Linked DNA regions of Homo sapiens: region 2 is linked to region 1. A link is an interaction called in ENCODE POLR2A ChIA-PET data of the cell type or tissue named here. Cell type or tissue: K562. All regions are shown on one strand. Links, peaks and the distances in the headings refer to the core of each region. The heading gives the core; the rest is flanking DNA. Region 1 holds the start of GPATCH3 (G-patch domain containing 3). Region 2 has its middle 25 kb from the start of MIR1976.

Region 1 (4,392 bases), core at 128-4,127:
TGATCCTCCGACCTCAACCTCCCGACGTGCTAAGATTACAGGTGTGAGTTACCACACCCTGCCAGGAGAGATTTTATTTGAAAGGATTATTGCAAGGGAAGAAAGGAACTATTGCAATAGAAGGAGGAAGAATATTGCAGCAGGGAGGACCCTCTGACCATAATATCTGCAAGTGACTCAAGGGTTAGGCAAAAAGGGTTCTTCTCTCATACAGAGGAGTAAACAGGGCAGAACTGGGTGGGAGGAAGTGGGATGATCAGGAGTGGCATGATGGGACAGTAGATCAGATAATGCTTTACCTTGAAGCCAGCCTATTCTCAGGAGAGGCTGTTAAGGAGGAGATGTGCGCTGGCTCAAGCTGAGGGTAAGCCAAAGTTCGGGAAGCTGGGGGAAGGAGAGAAGTTTTAACCAAAGTTTGTTCCAACTGATCAGTGGGGACAAGAAGTTCCTCAAAGCTTTCATGAGGAGATTTGGAATATGGAGTCTGTGTCTGGCTTTGTCATTGGTGAACCAGAGGGGCATACACCAGTCTTACCTAACTCACTTGGGGAAGGATGTTTTTTTGCAATATGCTGTGTTCCAGAACACAAAACAGTGGGAAGGCATTTCTTAAGCCTTAGTTTTCCAGGATCACAGGGCTTGGGTAAAAGTCAACATTATCAATAAGTCTTCTGATAAACATGTGCAGTCATTTTTTTTATTGTTTAGACAAGGGTCTTGCCAACTTGGCCAGGCTGGTCTCAAACTTCTAAGCTCAAGGGATCCTCCTACACCAGCTTGCCAAAGTGCTGGGATTACAGGCGTGAACCACTGAGCTTGGCCCTTTATTTTTTGCTTTTGTTTGAGGTCTCTCAATCTACAGGTTCCTCCTATCACCCAGTATAATGTGTAGACTTTGTCTGAATTATGAATCAATGAATCAATAGTAATCAAATAACCCAATTAAAAAACGTACAAAGAGGGCCGGGTGCGGTGGCTTACATCTGTAATCTCAGCACTTTGGGAGGCCAAGGCGGGTGGATCACCTGAGGTCAGGAGTTCGAGACCAGCCTGACCAATATGGTGAAACCCCGTCTCTACTAAAAATACAAAAATTAGCCGGGCGTGGTGGCACGCACCTGTAGTCCCAGCTACTCGGGAGGCTGAGACAGGAGAATTGCTTGAACCCGGGAGGCGGAGGTTGCAGTGAGCCGAGATCGCACCATTGCACTCCAGCCTGGATGACAGAGCGAGGCTCCATCTCAAAAAAAAAAAAAAAAAAAAAAAAAGACAAAAAGGCGGGGACCGTGGCTCACACCTGTAATCCTAACACTTTGGGAGGCTGAGGCCAGTGGATCACTTGAGCCCTGGAGTTCAATACCAGCCTGGGCAATGCAGTGAGACCCCATCTCTACAAATAGTTTAAAAAATTAGCCAGGCATAGTGGGTTGCATCTGTGGTCCCAGCACTCCAGCCTGGGCGACAGAGCGAGACCCCAACTCAAAAATAAATAAAATATTACCTACAAGTGCTGAGTCAAATGATGTGTAGCTTTGCTTTTACTAGATAACGCCAATTGTTTCCCAAAGTGGTTGTATCAACTTACATTTCCACCAACAGTGTATGAGAGCTTCAGTTCCACCATGTTGTCATCGACTCTAAGGTTTTAAAGTTTGCCAACATAGTGGATGCAAAGTGGGTCTCGCTGCATTTCTTTTATTATTGAGTTGTGCATCTTTTCTTTAACGTAAGCCTCTAGTAACTCATAGCACTTTCATTGTAAATTGGACCTGCGTGTTTCCTCTTTTGCGAAGTATCTTCGGCCCATTTTTCTACCGGGTTATCTTTTTCTTACCGATTTGTGGGAGTTCATCAACACATTTTGGAAAAATAAATGGAAGAACGACTAAAGGTTCAGAACTGAGGAAGGTTGAGATTAGGTGTGCAATATCCACAACTAAATACCTCAAAAATGACCCCTCCCGCAGGCTTCTTATTTGGTCCTCATGAGAGCTTTATGAAAGAACTCTATGACCCCATTTTCCAGGTGAGTTTTTCCATCATCGCCGGCTTCCCTCTGTGGGAAAGGAACACAGAAGACTTCGGATCTTCCAGCTCCAGGTTCCACAACCCCAATCCCAAAGGACTAGTTAGAATTTTCACAATCTCGCAACGCAGGGGCTGGAACGTTGCTCGCGGTGTTCTCGCGAGACTTGGTTCTAGCTGATCATGTGACAATCCAAGATGGCGGTGCCCGGCGAGGCGGAGGAGGAGGCGACAGTTTACCTGGTAGTGAGCGGTATCCCCTCCGTGTTGCGCTCGGCCCATTTACGGAGCTATTTTAGCCAGTTCCGAGAAGAGCGCGGCGGTGGCTTCCTCTGTTTCCACTACCGGCATCGGCCTGAGCGGGCCCCTCCGCAGGCCGCTCCTAACTCTGCCCTAATTCCTACCGACCCAGCCGCTGAGGGCCAGCTTCTCTCTCAGACTTCGGCCACCGATGTCCGGCCTCTCTCCACTCGAGACTCTACTCCAATCCAGACCCGCACCTGCTGCTGCGTCATCTCGGTAAGGGGGTTGGCTCAAGCTCAGAGGCTTATTCGCATGTACTCGGGCCGCCGGTGGCTGGATTCTCACGGGACTTGGCTACCGGGTCGCTGTCTCATCCGCAGACTTCGGCTACCTACGGAGGCATCAGGTAAGAGTGAGAAAGTTAATAGACTGGGCCTACGGGCCTGGAACAGAGGCACCTTTTCAGAGGAGTGGTGAGGATAAGTCAGGCCTCTGGTTAGGACTCTATGAGTTTAGTTCATATTCTAGACAGAGCTTCAGGCTCAACTTGCAGGGAGTTAGTCCAATACATGGAGAAAAATAAACCGGAGAGGCTTATTCGGAAGAGCCTTCATTTTGTTAGGTCCCTTTTGAGACCCTTTCTCTATCCAAGGGGTTGATTTTGCACTAACACAGAAAGAAAAAAGGAAATCCAGTCTCTAACCCTTTTACTGTCTTTCTCTCCTGCTCTCTCTGTGCTTCCTACCCAGTCCTTTCAGTAAGATACAAATGAAGAGACAATCTTTTCTCTGGACAGCTCCCACTTTCATGGGAAATCAGTTTGATGGGGAAACAGGACAGTGCAGAGCCCTCCAGTTCACACATTCAACAAATGCTTACATTGCTAGACCTAGTGTGACTAGCTGGGTATGCAGAGAACAGTTGGACATAGTGTGTGCTCAGAATCCACAAAGGAAGACATTTGGAAAAAGGTTATTGCCACAGAGATGTCATTCTAATTGTTAGCATTCACTGAGCACTCTGTATTTAGTAGGCGCTGTTCTAAGCCTTTTGTTTTCTTACCCCTCTCAACAGTCCTATGAGATAGGAGCTGTTGTTTCTCCCATTTCATAGGTGAAGAAACTGAGGGAAGCCGAAGTTATGTGACTTGCCTGAGGTTACAGAGTTAGTTAGTGTCAGAGCTACAACAAACCTAGGCATCTGTTCCAGAGCCTATACTGTTTATCACCAAGTGCTGTGAGATGACAGAGAAGGGAGAAACTAACTTCCTAGATGGATCATGAAATGTGGCTTTCCATCTGGGTCTTGAAAAATAAATAGGAGTTAATAGGAGAGAATGGTGTTTCTGGGTTTCAGGGTAAATGGCGTTTGCAAAGACACAGCTTTGAAAGCCCGTGAAAAACTTTCAGGGCATGTTAAATTGTTCATTGTGGGCTGGGTTGCAATGGCTCGTGCCTGTAATCCCAGCACTTTGGGAGGCACAGGTGGGTGGATCTCTTGAGCTCAGGAGTTCCATACCAGCCTGGGCAACATGGTGAAACCCTGTCTCTACCAAAAATACAAATTAGCCGGTTGTGGTGGCGCATGCCTGTAGTCCCAGCTACTTGTGAGGTTGAGGTGGGGGGATCACTTGAGCCCAGGAGGTGGAGGTTGCAATGAGTCAAGATCGCGCCACTGTACTCCAGCCTGGGTGACAGAACGAGACCCCATCTCAAAAAAAAAAAAAGAAGAAAAAAAAGAAATTAGGAGAAAAATTGTTTGGTGTGGCTGGAACACATCGTATGAAGACATGCAGGAGGTGGGAGTTGGTGACAGCCGAGAATCAAAAGGTCATCAGGTGGGTAGATATCACTTGAGGCCAGGACCAGCCTGGACAACATGGCGTAACCCTGTCTGTACTAGAAATACAAAAATCAGCCAGGCATGGTGGCACATGCCTGTAATCCCAGCTACTTGGGAAGCTGAAGTATGAGAATCACTTGAACCCGGGAGGCGGAGGTTGCGGTGAGCTGAGATTGCACCACTGCATACGCCAGTCTGGGTGACAGAGTGAGAATCTGTCTCAAAAAAAAGAAAAAAAAAGTTCATCAGGAGCCAGAGCTGGAAGAAACTTGTATGCCCAGC
Region 2 (4,392 bases), core at 81-4,080, 320 kb after region 1:
AGGAGCTGAGGCGGGAGGGAAAAGGTGGGGACCACTGCAAAGGCCCTGGGAAATGATGGCCCACGAGGGCCTCCTGCTCACTTCTCTGGGTCTTTCCCTCTCCTTGGAGTAGCCTTAGTACCACTCCTTTGCCTGCCACCTGCAACTACCTCCACTGGGGGTGGGGTGCTCATGTAGATCTCTCTCCTGCTTCTGTTGAATCATTTCTCCCTTGGGTCCCCAGGAGTTAGTGGGAACCCCCCACAAGAAGTGGAAGCTACTCAGAAGCCCTCAGTTCAAAGTGGAGGAACTTTCCAACTGTGTGGGGGATTGCCTTGTGATGTGGTGGATTCTCCATCACTGGTGGTATTCGAACAGAAATTGGAAACCATCTGTGGGAGATTCCTATAGTGGGTGGAGGTTGAGTCAAGGCCTTTAGAGCCCTTCTGACTGTGAGATTTTTTGAGTCACTGTGGGAAGATATTTAGCCTGTGCACCAGGGTTGGTTGAATAGTAGGACACACATGAGCTTGGAGCCAGATAGGCCTGGGTTCAAAACCTGGCTGAACCACTTCCTTGCTTGGAGATTGTGGGCAAGTGTCCTCCCTTAGCCTCAGTTTCCTTGTTATAAAATGGAAATTGTAGGCCAAGTGCAGTGGCTCACGCCTGTAATCCCAGCACTTTGGGAGGCTGAGGCGGGTGGATCACGAGGTCAGGAGTTCAAGACCAGCCTGGCCAACATAGTGAAACCCCATCTCTACTAAAAATACAAAAATTAGCCGGGCGTGGTGGCGTGCACCTGTAGTCCCAGCTACTCGGGAGGCTGAGGCAGGAGAATCATTTGAACCTGGGAGGTGGAGGTTGCAGTGACCCGAGACTGTCCCATTGCACTCCAGCCTGAGTGACCAAGCGAGACTCCATCTCAAAAAAAAAAAAAAAATAAATAATGGAAATTGTAATACCTCCCTCATTAGATTGCTTTTCATATTAGGGATGATGTGTATACTCTGCCTGGTTAAAGAAGGAACTCAAGACCTTGTGCCTACCACGGCCAATGAACAAATGACCAATCATGGGTCGGCGTGTTCTTTGTGGCCTTTCATTACGGGGTGAGTGAGTGAATTAAATCCATGTGTTAACCAAGGTGCTAACTGGTTGAATTATTTAACATATGTAGGAAACCAGTCTTTTCTCTGTGGGGGCCTGTCTCTGAAATAATCATGGAAAACATGATACATAAGTGGGTAAAATGCAAAAAATGCTCAGGGATTTTGATGTCTGCATCAACAATTGAGAATCTGAGTCTCTGACCCAAAGGGGACATGTGAGATCATCTAAACTGTCCCCTATGGGAAGAGGAATCTCCTCTAAGACCTCAACACGTCATTAGTGCGCTGTGTATGCAGCACAGGGGATGGGAATGCTCTACCTTCTGAGAATGTCTGCAGGAAACTCCCCAAATTCCCCATCTTGTTTTTTACAGCTTGCCAGCTGGGAAATAGAACTTTCCTACTGTGTCCTCCAATTGACACCAGACCCCAATGTTATGGGACCTTTATGATCACCTGGCTGGCTGAGGGGAAGGGTGGTCACCAGACAGATCTGTGGCACGTGTGACTAGGTCTTGGGCATTTTCAGAAGCAGAGAGGCTGGACAGCACACTGGTGAAGTGTGAGTTTCAGAAACATAGAGATCTCAATTTGAGTCCTGCTCTGCCTCTTAGCTGGGTCCTCGGGCAAGTCATTTAATTTCCAATCCTCAATTTTCTTGTGTGTGAAATTATCACATCTCCCTCATAATGAGGATCAAATGAAATAAAGTAAGGGAAGCACTTGGTGCCCAGCACTCCCATCACGAGCATTTGATTGATAGATGGGAGCCACTATTTTATGGGAGGGGACATTCTGCAGGGTGAGTGCTCAGGGGTTGTTATTTGGGCATTAAAGGGAAGAGTGGCCAGCCTGGGCAACATAGCGAGAACCCGTTTCTACAAAATAAAATAAAATAAATTAGCCAGCTATGGTGGTGCACACCTGTAGTCCCAGCTTGTTAGGCTGAGGTGGGAGGATCACTTGAGCCTTGTAAAGCAGAGGTTGCAGCAAGCTTGGGTGACAGAACAAGACTCTCAGAAAAAAGGAAGAGTGACTGTGGAACTTGGGGACATGAGGATTGATCATTTGTTGTCCCAAGCTGGGTTATTGCTATTCGTGTTTTTTTTTTTTCACTTATTTAAAATATTTCCTGGGAGCATAGATTCAAGTTGCCTTGAATATACACTCTCATTAGTGGGTTTAAAAACATTTTTACTTTTTTTTTCTTTAAATAGAAACGGGTCTTGGGTCTCACTACATTGCCCAGGATGGTCACAAACTCCTGGCCTCAAACGACCCTCCTGCTTTGGCCTCCCAAAGTGCTGGGACTATAAGCGTGATCCACCATGCCCAGCCTATTAATGGGTTTTGTCCAGGCAGTCAGCACTCAGAGAGGAAAGTTCCTACTGGAGGTGCTGGTGGCTGGGAACTGCGTTTCTGGAGTCCAGTGAGTCCCTGGGGGGCTGTCCCGACCTGTGAAAACTATAATGAGCCTAATTGCAAAGCTTTTTACCTTCCTAAACACATTCATATTCACACACTCATTTGATCTTCAGGTGATGCTGTGAGGTGGGCAAGAATTATCCCCATTTAGCAAGTGCGGAAACTGAAGCCCACAGAGGTGAAGTATTAGGGTTTTGGGGTTTGGCTGCTGAGAAACCTATGGACTCCCACCCCACCCACCCATCCACCATTTCCTGGTTCTTGGATCTTCCTTCTGGTGCCTGGGGCAAGACACTAACAGCTCAATGCCTCAGAGCACCAGCTTCCCTTCCACCCCAGATGCCTTTCCAGGCTCCAGCTCTATGCTTCCCCCAGCACCATCAAGTCTGCTCTCTCGTTCACTCACCCATTCAACAAACACTAGCTGAGGACCAAAAAACTGTGTGCCAGGTGCACAGGATATGGAATGAACAAAGCACAGCCCACACCCTCAGGTTCACAGACTAGTGGGGAGAAAACACATCATCAGCTGTTTCCAAAAGTGTGGTATACGCAGAAATGGGGCACAGAGCGGGGTCTGAGGACCCCAAAGGAAGGTCACCAAACAGTTTGTGGTGTCCTAGTTGGCTTCCTGGAGGTGTCATTTGAATTTTCCTAAAGGATGGGAAATTAGCAGGGCACACGTGGCAGCAGAATCCAGTGGAGGCAGAAGCACGGCAGGTTTGGGTCTTGTGAGCAGTTTGGGGACAAGTTACAGAGTTGACACTGGGATCTTGGTGGGGGCCAGATCACACAGGACACTGAATTCAAGCGAGGATGCCTCAGCAATATCTTGTAGACAGTGACGAGTCACTTCAGGGCAGATGCTGGGTCAGATTTGTGATTGTAAATGGAGGATGTTGGGGACACAAAAGTCTGGAGAGATTTAGTAGGCTACTGGAAGAACAAAAATATGAGAAGGGCAGGGAGGATGGAGAGGAGGGGATGGATCCTCCAAATATTTAGGAAACAGAATTGATGGTGGCAGGATGCAGAAGTGGGGGGAAGGAGGCAGGGTGATGCTCAGGATTCCAGCTGGGTGATGGGGTCCAGGGGAGACAACCCTGGATGATGGGTGGGACAGGAAATGTTGGTTCCAAGATGGGGAAACCAAGTCTCCAAGAAGTGAAACACACAGGACATGGGTTGGGGCTAAGTACCACATAAGTGTCACTGGTTGCAAAGGAGGGCTTCCTAGCCCATGGGGCCCCAACAGCACCCTCCTTGCTCCTGTGGGGAGGCTGCCGGGCTTAGAATCCGTACACTTAGGCCAGCCCCAAAACTTAGCTGCTGTTATCAGAATCTCCTTCCATCATAACAGGACTTATTCACTTCTAAGGCCCTAGCTTTCTAAAATCTGTAAAGTGGGGCGGCCGAGACATAATGGAAACCAAGGCCTGGTTCATAAGGCTTGGAATCTTGCCAGACTGGGGGTGGGGGGGTCCTCTGGCTGTCATCCCTGAGTGTCCCTTGCTGGTGCTCCAGGGCTCAGCACAGGCATCCCCCCACCCCCTCATCTTTGCTCAGGCCCTAGAACAGCACTTCTCAAACTTTAATATGCACAGAAATCACATGTAGACCTTGTTATAAGATAGATTCCTATTAACCAGGTCTGGGGACAGGCCTGAGATTCAGCACTTCTACCCAGCTCCCAGATGATGCTGATGCTACTGGTATGTGGACCACACTCTCAGAAGCCCCGTCTCTTGGCTTTGCAAACTTTCTCCAAGCTAATGACTTCCAAATTTATCTTTCCAGTTCAGATCTCTCCCTAGAACTTCAACTTCTAATTACAACTCTTATTTGACATCTCCATTTGGATATTTTTATTTATATTTAT

The links. ChIA-PET counts read pairs that join two places held together with the same protein. Peaks named below come from ENCODE experiments on the same cell type or tissue, not always from the same donor. Only the 100,000 strongest peaks of a DNase experiment are listed, where the experiment ranks them.
Region 2: POLR2A ChIA-PET joins it to region 1 with 5 read pairs; 2 of 35 experiments call an interaction of 5 or more read pairs at or near these places.

The regions. Positions count from the first base shown.
Region 1 is chr1:26,898,274-26,902,665 of GRCh38, reverse strand. GPATCH3 (G-patch domain containing 3) reads left to right here and starts at 2,199. Exons shown (of 7, transcript NM_022078.3): 1 at 2,199-2,674. The coding sequence starts at 2,224. It also overlaps a transcript of NUDC not described here. RefSeq lists an enhancer at 2,135-2,254. In K562, for the core only: no CTCF peak of the experiment used is centred there; DNase peaks (open chromatin) are centred at 2,195 and 2,525; H3K4me3 peaks cover 2,213 bases.
Region 2 is chr1:26,576,973-26,581,364 of GRCh38, reverse strand. No RefSeq gene overlaps it. Among named protein-coding and RNA genes, the nearest start is that of MIR1976, 25 kb to the right of the region's middle. RefSeq lists an enhancer at 1,346-1,475. In K562, for the core only: no CTCF peak of the experiment used is centred there; no DNase peak of the experiment used is centred there.